Regions from separate parts of the Homo sapiens genome. Here region 1 is linked to region 2. A link is a contact called in ENCODE Hi-C or POLR2A ChIA-PET data. All regions are on one chromosome and are shown on one strand. Each heading gives the region's core, a stretch centred on a gene start or an enhancer-like site at or near the end of the contact. The rest is flanking DNA. Distances are from core to core; before and after follow the strand shown. Region 1 overlaps SNX29 (sorting nexin 29). Region 2 has its middle 35 kb from the start of LITAF.

Region 1 (6,003 bases), core at 523-3,022, 370 kb after region 2:
TTAGTGAGAAGAGATGGCGCCACCGTACTCCAGCTTGGGCAACAAAGTGAGACTCTGTCTCATAAATAAATAAATAAATAAATAAATAAATAAATATCTGTGTGGCCTTGATTAAGGGGCTTGACCTCTGTGGAATGGGAACCAGTTTACCTGGAGCTCCAGGGTTGCGAGGGTTAAAGAAGGAATATAGCCGGAGTGCCTGGTTGCCTCCTGCTTGTTTTCTCCTCCCCACGTGCCAGGGGTCCTCTTTCACCCTTTCATCTCCCAGGGCAGCAAACACAGAGGCTTGGATTGAATTGCTTTGCCTGGGCTTTGGAGAGAAGGTAGCTAGTTGAAAGGACTTCTGGGAGCCAGAGGTCTTGATACCTTGGGGTAAGGGTTGCCAACAATGATGATAATGATAGCTAATTTTATTAAATGCTTGGTATATACCAGGCACTGTTCTAGGTGCACAATACAATTTCCCTCATTTTATCGTCCGAAGAGGTAGGTTCTATGATGAGCCTGAAGGAGGGAGGTTAAGTAACTTGCTCATGATCACATGGCTGGTGGAGTAGGATTCTAACCCACACTATCCTGTTCTTAATTTCTGCTCTTTCTCTCCAGGAGGTCACTGTAGCTTGAATGGTGACCCCAGGCAGAAGGCTAGAGATTTGTGGTAAAAATTAATGTAGGATCCAAAGGACTCTAAACATTAAACATTAGATCCTGAGAGTTCTAAACATTGAAGACAAAGGCCGGGCGCGGTGGCTCATGCCTGTAATCCCAACACTTTGGAAGGCCAAGGCAGGCAGATCACCTGAGGTCAGGAGTTTGAGAGCAGCCTGGCCAACATGGTGAAATCCCGTCTCTACTAAAAATACAAAAATTAGCTGGGCATGGTAGCAGGAGCCTGTAATCTCAGCTACTTGGGAGGCTGAGGCAGGATAATCGCTTGAACCCAGGAGGCAGAGGTTGCAGTGAGCTGAGATCGCGCCATTGCACTCCAGCCTGGGTGACAAGAGCAAGACTCCGTCTACAAACAAACAACAACAACAAAACATTAAAGAGAGACCCAACTAGGTGACTGACTTTCCCGTGCACATGAGGATTCTGAGTAGAGTTAGGGAGTGTCAGCTGACTGCATTTCTCAGACAGGTTTGTGGACCCCTGGAGGTATTCCCTTGGGTGCCTTTCCATTTTCTGTTTTCATTTTGATGGTGATCTAAATGAGAAATAAAAAGAAGCCTGTTCTTGTTCACCTGGTTGACTGCTGGCTGGGGGCTGCCCCTGGAGATGAGGAAGCAGGAACATGGGGTTTGATCGCTCCTGTGTGGCAAAGTGTTTGCTGAATTTGCACTGGGCCACTGCTGCAGGTTGTGATGGAGGTCGAGGGTGAGCAGGGCTTAGCAGCTGGCAGCTCCAGGATCCCATGGACTTGGAAATGTATCCCTCCTCGGCCACTTCCCATGAGTCTAGCCCTGGGTAAAGGTCTTTTCCTCTCTGAGTCACAGTGTTCTCTACTGAATGGAACCACTTTTCCTTCTTTGTCAAGGATTAAATAGGTCATTTAATGACTTAGCCTGTGGTTGGGATTCGGTAGGTGGGCACATTGTTCCTACTTCTCTCTGAGTGGCGGCAACATTTGAAGCTGGCAGATTCTTCTGGGCCCTGGCGGAGGTGCTGTACTCTCCACTGGATTCAAAGGGAGAAGGTAAGAAGGAGACTGGTAGCATTGATTGCTCTGCCTGCCTGTCTCTGCAGAGTCTCCATAGACTGTAGAGCTGGAAGGGCATGATCTCATGCAGAAACCAGTGGCCAGACAAGGGAAGTGACTGTCCCTGTCACATGGCTAGCAAGCAGGCCAGGCAGGATGAGAGCTCAGGCCTTGTGACTTCCCGTTCAGTGCTCTCCACTGTTCCTCTCAGTTGATAAGTGGTCCTGAGACCACCTGTGCTCCTTGCAGCCTAGTAAACCCCCTTCTCTCTTATTTATTTATTTTTGAGACACTCTCACTCTGTTGCCCAGGCTGGAGTGCATTGGTGCAATCTTGGCTCACTGTAACCTCCGTCTCCCAGGTTCAAGCGATTCTCCTGCCTCAGCCTTCTGAGTAGCTGGGACTACAGGCGCCCGTCACCACACCTGGCTAATTTTTGTATTTTTAGTAGAGACGGGGTTTTGCCATGTTGGCCAGGCTGGTCTTGAACTCCTGACCTCATGTGATCCGTCCGCTTTGGCCCCCCAAAGTTGCTGGGATTATAGGTGTGAGCCACTGTGCCTGGCTGACCCCTTTCTCTTAAGCTCATTCAGGGCTAAGTTGGCCACAGCTGCCCCTTCTGAGGTCAAGATTATCTCACTTGACAGCTTCTTGCCTGCAGAGAGATCACAGCCAGGAAGTGTGAGCCTCTGGGTTGAGACCTGCACAATCTCGGGTAGTTTTTGTATAAAGAACAGGTTTTTCTTTTCTTCCCCCCCCACCCCATCATGAAAAGAGGCTTTGCAGAGTAAGGCAGAGGAGGCTGCTGACATCTCATCCAGAATAATCAGTAGAGCAAAATACTCTTAAAAAAAAAAAAAAAAAAGACATCGAGGATCATTGTGCATACCAGGAAGGGTAGGTGCTAAACCTTTATTATTCAGGTGTGAAAGGAGCCGGCAGTGTCAGCTCCACTGGAAGCTTACGAGAAACACAGAGTTGGCAGGGCACGGTGGCTCACACCTGTAATCCCAGCACTTTGGGAGGCCGAGGTGGGTGGATCACGAGGTCAGGAGTTTAAGACCAGCCTGGCCAACATGGTGAAACCCTGTCTCTACTGAAAATACAAAAATTAGCCGGGCGTGGTGGTGCGTGCCTGTAATCCCAGCTTTTTGGGAGGCTGAGGCAGGAGAATTGCTTGAACCTGGGAGGTGGAGGTTGCAGGGAGCCGAGACTGGGCCACTGCACTCCAGCCTGGGTGACACAGCAACACTCCGTCTCAGAAAAAAAAAAAAAAGAGTTAGGCCCCATCCTCAACCTCCTGAACCAGAACCTCCCTTTTGGGCTGGGTGTGGTGGCTCACACCTATTATCCCAGCTGTTTGGGAGGCAGAGGCAGGAGGATCGCTTGAGTCTGGGGTGAGACCCCGTCTGTATAAAAAATAAAAATAAATAAATTATCTGTGAGTGGTGCCCTGTGCCTGTAGTCCCAGCTACTCGGAGGGCTGAGGCAGGAGAGTCGATTGAACCCAGGAGGTTGAGACTGTAGAAAGCTATGATTGTGCCACTTACTCTAGCCCATGTGATAGAGATCCTGTCTCAGAAAAAAACGCCAAAAAATAAATTGCTGCTTTTTAACAAGATCTCCAGGAGATCTGTGTGGACATTAAAGTTTGAGAAGCACTGCATTAAAAAATTATCACTAGGGAGATGAAAGAGATTTTTATTTTCTTTGTACATTTTTTCCTGATTTGTTATTATTCTATTTTTTTCCTGCATGAATTGCTTTTATGATGAGAAAAAAATAGCAAAGGCATTTCCAGTGCGGGGAACCCTGTCAAGTTTCCAGTTGGCATTGCTCAAGGGCAGGTAGAGCTGTCGGGCTCACTCATACTTGGAAAAAGGAAGAAAGCAAGCCTAACTTTTTTTCTATTCTGGTGTTAGGGAGGGAAGATCAGAATCCAAACCCTGGATTCTGAAACAAAGAGCGTTTGATTGATAGACACAGGTGTCAAGAGGTGTTGGAGGACCTTGGCCAGATGGGTCTATAGCCATCCTGAGCGATGCCTTGAGATGCCTCATGGCTGGTGGGAATGGTGCCTAGGCTATTCTTGATCGAAACCTCTTCCAGAAAAAAATACTAACGGTACTTTTTGAAGAGTCAGTTGTTTTATTGTGTGTCTCAAAGAATCTGCTGACTGGTTTCATTACCAGGCCTGGGGGTAAGGCAGGATCCTTGGTATTGTGGTCCTAACACAGGCTTTAGAGGTCTTGAGTCAGGATCACTGTTCCACCAATTAGTATTCAAATTTCAACAGTCTAACCCCTTTATCATGGCCCACACGATCCTATGTGACTGACATCTGCCCGCCTGTTTGATCTTTCCTTCCACTTTTTTGCTTTTTGCTCAAGCCACAGCAAACTTCCTTCTGGTCCTGGAAGACCAGAGCCAAGCTTGTCCTACCTCCGAGCCTCTCCCCTTGCTGTTTGCTCTGTCTGGAACACTGGCCTGCCCTGTCTTTCCATAGCTGTTCCTTCTCTTCATAGAGGGCTCAGCTCAAATGTCACCTGTGCAGAGAGGCCCTCAGTGGCTGCCTTGGCTAAAGCAGCCTTCTTGCTTCCTCCCTATCCCATCACTGTGTTTGTTTTGTCTTCCTAGTGTGACTCTCTAACACTTTTTCATTGATTAGTTTACATTTATACTTTTTTTTTTTTTTTGAGATAGGGCCTCACTCTGTCACTCAGGCCAGAGTGCAGTGGCACGATCTCAGCTCACTGCAGCCATTGCCTCCTGGGTTCAAGTGATCCTTCCACTTCTGCCTCATGAACAGCTGGGACCACAGGTGTGTGCCACCACGCCCGGCTAATTTTTTGTGTTTTTGGTAGATACAGGGCTTCATCATGTTGCCCAGGCTGGTCTCAAACTCCTGATGTCAAGCAATCTTCCTGCCTCAGCCTTCCAAAGTGCTGGGATTACAGGTGTGAGCCACTGTACCCGGCCTTCTAGTAGGATTTTAGCTCCATGAGAAGATGGATCTTTTACACCATTTAACTCCGGTGTCCTCAGCTCTTAAAACATTGCCTCACATACACTAGAAGTTAAATAAGTCCTGGGTGGATCAACACACACAATCACTTGACTTCCCCGAGCTTCAGCTTTCCCATCTGTGTTTGGGAACCTGGCTTATAGGGTGAATGTGAAGATGAAGGGAGATGATGCATGCATAGTGCTTAGCTTGGTTCCTGGCATGTAGGATGCGCCCAGCACACGGTGGTGGTTGTTATCAACCAGCTGGCCCTGGCTTGACCTGGAGGAATCACTGACCACCTCTGAGATAATGCCCTGCTGCTACTCTCTGGTGCAGCCCACGTAGAGTTGCCCAAGACAGAAGCAGCCTGATGGCAATTCAACGCCTGCAGTGTGGAGCGTCTGCCCTTAGAAACTGAATTTCAGTATCCTTTGAAGTGAATGTGCTCTGTGTCTGGTGCATCATACTCCGGGCTTTGTATCTTGCTTGGAGTCATTGGGCCTCTTGTGGAGATCAGGTGTGGCTCTACCAACTGTCTGCCTGGTGCTTTCAAGTGCTCTTGCCCCAGACCTTCCTAAATGGAAGTTCAGCATATGTCATGTGTGTCAGTTGGGAATGCTTTTGGATGCAAGTAACAGCCCAATGTGCAGTGGTGTGGACAAATAGGGTTATTTATTTTGTGAGAGTTAGCTTGTTTCTAGTCTTGGCTTACCAACTCAGTGATATCAGGGCTGGTGTCTTTGTGATTCTCTAGGTCTTTCTCTCAGGCTCATGACTTCGTGGTGGCAAAATGCTACTCTGGCTCCACCCAACATGTTTATGATTAAGGCATGAAGGATGGTGGAGGGAGTGATGCTCTGCATAGCTCTTCTTTCTATCAGAAATGAATGACTTTCCCAGAACTTTGGGAGCCACTTCTGCTTTCTTCTCATTGGCCAGACTGCTTAAGTTCAACCTCAGCTGCTGAGAAGAGGAGTAATCAGGTTTCACAGCTTGGATTGCTGAAGGTGGCATGGGAAAAGGATGTTGGAGATGATAGTGAGAACAGCCAGTGAGCAGTTCCTGCTGTACTGGGAAACTTATATTTTATTTTAGGCTGCTGGTTGACAACTGGGGGCAGTTTTGATTCCCAGGGGACATTTGGCATTACATGGAGACATTTTTGTTATAACTCAGGGGTTTGTGTGTGCTAATGCCACGTAGTGTGTAGAGGCCATGGATGCAGCTAAACATCTTACAATGTCAGTAGTGCCAAGGGTTGAGAAACCTTTAGACCATTCTAGACATGTTCAGATTTGGG
Region 2 (5,976 bases), core at 2,404-4,903:
GTTCAGCCTGGCTAACATGGTGAAACCCTGTCTCTACTAAAAATACGAAAGTTAGCCGGGCGTGGTGGTGGGTGCCTGTAATCCCAGCTACTCAGGAGGCTGAGGCAGGAGAATCGCGTGAACCTGGGAGGTGGAGGTTGCAGTGAGCCGAGATTACGCCACTGCACTCCAGCCTGGGCAACAGAGCTAGACTCGGTCTTAAAAAAAAAACAAAACAAACAAACAAACAAAAAAAACCCCAGCACTGCCCGGGCACGGTGGCTTACGCCTGTAATCCCAGCACTTTGGGAGGCCAAGGCAGGCAGGTCACTTGAGGTCAGGAGTTCGAGACCAGCCTGGCCAACATGGCAAAACCCCTTCTCTACTAAAAATACAAAATTTAGCTTGGTGTGGTGGCGCTTGCCTGTAATCCCAGCTACTTGGGATGCTGAGGGAGGAGAGTCGTTTGAACCTGGGAGGAAGAGGTTGCAGTGAGCCGAGATCACATCACTGTACTCCAGACTGGGTGACAAAGCAAGACTTCGTCTCAAAAACAAAAAACAAAAAAAAAAACCCCAGCACTGCTGGGCTCAGAGGACACATCTCCACATGGCATGATGAGGCAAAGACCAGTGCCCCAAAGGCCCCAAATGTCATGTGACCCATGTGCACTTCACCCTGTGGCAAGAAGCTGCCAACTCAGCCCTCTTCAGGGGTCATGCAAGAGACAGAAACAGGAGAAGCAAGCTGAGTATAATTATTACAGCCACAGGGCATTCTTGGCTTATATTCTACTTTCCCACTTTGTTTTTGTTTTTTTTTTTGGAGACAGTCTCAGTCTATTGACCAGGCTGGAGTGCAGTGGTATGATCATAGCTCACTGCAGTGTTGACTTCCTGGGCTCAAACCACCATCCTGCCTCAGCTTCCTGAGCAGCTGGAACCACAGGTGCATGCCACCACATCTGGTTAATTTTTTAAAATTTTTCTTTTGTAGAGGCGTCATCCTGCTATGTTGCCCAGGCTGGTCTTCAACTCCTGGCCTCAAGCGATCCTCCCACCTTGGCCTCTGATATAGTTTGAATATTTGTCCCAGACCACATCTCACGTTGAAATGTAATCTGCGGACGGGTGCAGTGGCTCATGCCTGTAATCCCAGCACTTTGGGAGGCCGAGAGCAGTGGATCACCTGAGGTCAGGAGTTGGAGACCAGCCTGGCCAATATGGTGAAACCCTATCTCTACTAAAAATACAAAAATTAGCCAGGTGTGGTGGCGGGTGCCTGTAATCCCAGCTACTTGGGAGGCTGAGGCAGGGAGATTGCTGGAACCTGGGAGGCAGAGGCTGCAGAGAGCCGAGATGGCACCACTGCACTCCAGCCTAGAGGACAGAGTGAGAGTCCGTCTCAAAAAAAAAAAAAAAAGAAAAGAAAAGAAAAAGAAAAGTAATCCTCCACAATGTTGGAGGTGGGGCCTGGTGGGAGGTGTTTGGATCATGGAAGCGGATCCCCCATGATTGGCTTGGGCCATCCCCTTGCTGATGAGTGAGCTCTCACTCTGAGTTCATGGGAGATCTGATTGTTTAAAAGACTGTGGCCCTCCTCCCAACACTATCTCTTGCTCCTGTTTTCGCCGTGGGACATGCCTGTTCCCCCTTCGCCTTCCACCATGACTATAAGCTTCCTGAGGCCTCCCCAGAAGCTGAACAGATGCCAGCACCATACTTCCTGTACAGCCTGCAGAACCATGAGCCCAGTAAACCTCATTTCTTTATAAATTACCCAGTCACAGGTATGTTTTTACAGCAATGCAAGAATGCCTAAAACAGCCTCCCAAAGCACTGGGATTACAGACGTGAGCCACTGTGGCCAGCCCACTTTCCCACTATTGAAGGTGATATGGAAAAAATAGGTCATTTCTATTCTGTGAAAGAATCAGCAGCACAAGTATGATGATATTAGGAACTTATTCTCAGCCTGTGGTCAGGGAGACAGACAATAGGGAGTGGTGGGGACTGTGACAAACTGAAGGGCAAGGCCCCATGTAACAGGTGCAGCGGGCACTGTCATGGCCCTGCCCACATCTCCCTCAGCAGCTGCTGCTCCAGGACATGTCAACACTGCACACTGGGCTCGCCATTTGTGACTTTCTATTTTGAGATGGTCTCGCTCTGTTGCCCAGGCTGGAGTGCAGTGGTGCCATCATGGCTTACTGCAGCCTCAACTTTCTGGGCTCAGGTGATCCTGCCACCTCAGTCTCCTGAGTAGCTGGGACTACAGGCGCACTCCACCACACCCAGTTAATTTTTTTTTTTTTTGAGATGGAGTTTCGCTCTTGTTGCCCAGCCTGGAGTGCAATGGCAGTGCGCGATCTCGGCTCACCGCAACCTCCGCCTCCCAGGTTCAAGTGATTCTCCTGCCTTAGCCTCCAGAGTAGCTGGGATTATAGGCATGTGCCACCACGCCCAACTAATTTTGTATTTTTAGTAGGGACAGGATTTCTCCATGTTGGTCAGGCTGGTCTCGAACTCCCGACCTCAGGTGATCTGCCCACCTCGGCCTCCCAAAGTGCTGGGATTATAGGCATGAGCCACTGCACCCAGCCCCAGCCAATTTTTATATGTTTTGCAGAGATGGGGTCTTGCTATGTAGCCCAGGCTGGTCTTTAACTCCTGGGTTCTAGCCATCCTTCTGCCTCAGCCTCCCAAAGTGCTGGGATTACAGGCATGAGCCACCGCTCCTGGCCCACCCATGACTTTCTACTTGAAGTTTTCTTCTTGGCCTATGTGCAGAACAGACTGGTATTAACCCCCCTCAGAAGCAGGCCTCCATCAAGGATAGACAGGAGTCAGAAGGGAACATCCCAGCCCCCTTGCCCCTCAGGAAGCACAACCCACGTTCTACACAGCTCCCCTGAATTCCCCGGCAGGATGCAGCCCCAGGTGCCCACAAGAGTGGCCGGCTCCCTGACACCTTGTAGTGTGTGTTGATTCTTTCCCTGCCCCGACTCTCTTCCCAACTGCTTGTGCTTCCTGAGATCCCCTCCCTAGTAAACCACTGGCACCCAGATCCTAAGATCCTGCTCTCAGAGCTCCGGGGCAATGCAAACTAAGATAAGAAACCAGCTCCTACGTTGCTGCAGCCCATTTCTTCTGGGTGGGAAGGCAAGACCTTCCCATTTTTTTCAAAAGAAACCAAGATCCAAAGTTTCTCGTGAAACCTTCTGAGGGTTCATTGCCAGCTCAAATTAAACAATGCAAAACAAAATGAAACAAAACACGTCTGCAGGCCCGCTCCAGCCCTTGGCCTTCCCAGTTCAGAGCTGTCGGTGGCTGATGAGGGTGGAGGCAGTGGGGATGTGGTTAGAGAGTGTGTTTGGGGGACCCGCCCTGGCAGCCTGGTGGGGACAGCTCAGAGGAGGTGCCACCATAAGCCAGGCGGCATGGCTTGCTCATGAGACCCCAGCTGGAAGCATCTGGACCGCCTGGCACGGCCACCCTCGGGCTGTCAAGAGACCCAGAGTAAACAGCCTGAACGCTTTCCCAAACACACAGACCCCAAGCCGCCTGCGGCCTCCCCCTGCTCCCTGGGTGGGGAGATATCCCAAGACCCCTCTGCCTGCCTGACATCTGAGCTCAGGCCCAGGAAAAACAAACCCCGGATGGCTGGAGAGCCCCCGGGAAGAGGCAGCAATCACGGGAGAGCCACTTGCAGACCGCACACTTGTGAACTTCATTTTAATTCTGTGCAGATGGAGGAGGCTGTCTGTGCAGATTTCCACCTCCCTACACAACCCCCTTCTTTCCTCTTGCAGAGAAAACAAAAACGGTGTCTCTCGAGATTGCTTTTGCACCGTTTAACAGGGTTATTTAAAGCCATTGCTTTTCTGCTGTCTTTTCAGAATGTAAATTAAGAATACAAGGTGTCGTGAAGGATACTGGAGGGGTAGGTGGTGATGTGAAATTTCAGTTCTGTGTGTTTATTGTTCTGAACCACCTAAACCCACCCATGCCTGCTCTAAACTGTGGAATATGCTTAGTGGATGTTAAGTTGGAGCTACATTCACTGAAGGGAAAGAAATTTCTGAGAACAGACCTTTCATGGGCCTCTGTGAAACAGGTATTTCGTATATCATTAGTTCATTTAATCGTCATCATGACCCAATTAGTTGTATAGTTTCATATAATGAATATATATATATATATATATATATAATTTTTTTTTTGAAACAGAGTCTCGCTCTGTCGCCCAGGCTGGTGCAGTGGCGTGATCTCGGCTCACTGCAAGCTCCGCCTCCTGGGTTCATGTCATTCTTTTGCCTCAGTCAACTGAGTAGCTGGGACTACAGGCGCCCACCACCACGCCCGGCTAATTTTTGTATTTTTAGTAGAGACGGGTTTCACTGTGTTAGCCAGGATGGTCTCGATCTCCTGACCTTGTGATCCACCTGCCTCAGCCTCCCAAAGTGCTGGGATTACAGGCATGAGCCACCGCGCCCGGCCGAATATATTTTTTAGATAGCAAAGGGAATTTATTTGCTCATATAGTTGGAAAGTCTGTGGTAAGGACTTCAGGCATGGCTGAATCCAGGAGCACAAATGCCATCATCAAGAATCTCTCAGGCTGGGCGTGGTGGCTCACACCTGTAACCCCAGCACTTTGGGAGGCCGAGGCGGACAGATTACGAGGTCAGGAGTTCGAAACCAGCCCGGCCAGCATGGTGAAACCCCATCTCTACTAAAGATACAAAAATTAGCCAGGCAAGGTGGCGCATGACTGTAGTCTCAGCTACTCAGGAGGCTAAGGCAGGAGAATCGCTTGAACCCAGGAGGCAGAGGTTGTGGTGAGCTGAGATCACAACCTTGCACTCTAGCCTGGGTGACAGAGCGAAACTTTGTCTCAAAAAAAAAAAAGGATCTCTCTCTTGGCCAAGTATGGTGGCTCACCCCTGTAATCCCAGGACTTTGGAAGGTCGAGGTGGGCAGATTACCTGAGGTCAGGAGTTCGAGACCAGCCTGGCCAACACGGTGAAACCCCGTCTCTACTAAAAATACAAAAATTACCTGGGCATGGTGGCAGGCGCCTGTAATCCCAGCTACTTGGGAGGCTGAGGCAGGAGAATCTCTTGAGCCCGGGAGGCAGAGGTTGCAATGAGCCAAGATCGTGCCATTGCACTCCAGCCTGGGTGACAAGAGCAAAACTCCATCTCAAAAAAAATTTTTTTAAAAGAAGAATCACTCTCTTGGCCAGATGTGATGGCTCACACTTGTAATCCCAGTACTTTGGGAGGCCAAGGCAGGAGGATCACTTAAGCTCAGGAGATCAAGACCAGCCTGGGCAACATAGTAAGACCCCATTTCTACCAAAAATAAATAAATAAATAAATAATTTCTCTCTCTCCGTCTCTTGCCTCTGCTCTCCTCTGTGATTGTATCATTCATTATCAGGTAGGCCTTTCCCTCAGAGGGGTAAAGAGGGCCCCCAGCAGTTCCAGCCTTATCCCCAACCAACTAAACATTTTTGGTGGAAAGAGAATATTTTCCAATAGTTCCAGCTAAACTCCCACGGTTGAATCTCACTGGTCCGGTGTGGGTCACGTGCCCATCCTCTGGTCAATCTCTATGGTTACAGCAATAGAATTCATGATAACAAGCCCCTCCCTGGAGTCTGAGACTGTCAGCCTCACTAGAATAGAAATGGAAATAGGTAGTTACTATCCTCAGAAGGAGCCCTAGATGCTGACATTCAAAAATAACAAATGCCTACCACAGTGGGGCATGTGAGAAGAATAGGTGAGTTCTATGACATCTTGCACAGCAAGGCTGCCGTGACAGTTGCACAGGTTGTGCACTGCACATCTCTACAGGGTCTCCATTTATATTCACTATCACCCTATGTTTACAGATTTATCATGATAAATTTCCAACAGACTGCAGTTAAACATCTTCAGGAAGGGAAGTGTGATCGACTGAAAATGAAAAACATGGTCGCAGTATTTTG

What was found. A loop is a pair of places that touch in the nucleus more often than their neighbours do. ChIA-PET counts read pairs that join two places held with the same protein, here RNA polymerase II (POLR2A). Pooled maps may share reads with other maps.
Region 1: POLR2A ChIA-PET joins it to region 2 with 12 read pairs in OCI-LY7. The contact joins two enhancer-like sites. A Hi-C loop is called at or near these places in 1 of 50 pooled maps. POLR2A ChIA-PET finds 5 or more read pairs at or near these places in 3 of 52 experiments (B cell, OCI-LY7 and activated CD4-positive, alpha-beta T cell).

What each region holds. Positions count from the first base shown.
Region 1 is chr16:11,993,104-11,999,106 of GRCh38, forward strand. All of the region lies in intron 1 of SNX29 (sorting nexin 29), which reads left to right. Among named protein-coding and RNA genes, the nearest start is that of SNX29, 19 kb to the left of the region's middle. Within about 2 kb of position 1,773, at least 12 of the 41 ENCODE cell types and tissues checked have a DNase peak (open chromatin) inside an H3K27ac peak, as active enhancers do; they include B cell, where a contact is called at or near this core.
Region 2 is chr16:11,618,783-11,624,758 of GRCh38, forward strand. It overlaps a transcript of LITAF not described here. Among named protein-coding and RNA genes, the nearest start is that of LITAF, 35 kb to the left of the region's middle. RefSeq lists enhancers at 3,217-3,985, 3,434-3,723. Within about 2 kb of position 3,654, at least 18 of the 41 ENCODE cell types and tissues checked have a DNase peak (open chromatin) inside an H3K27ac peak, as active enhancers do; they include B cell, where a contact is called at or near this core.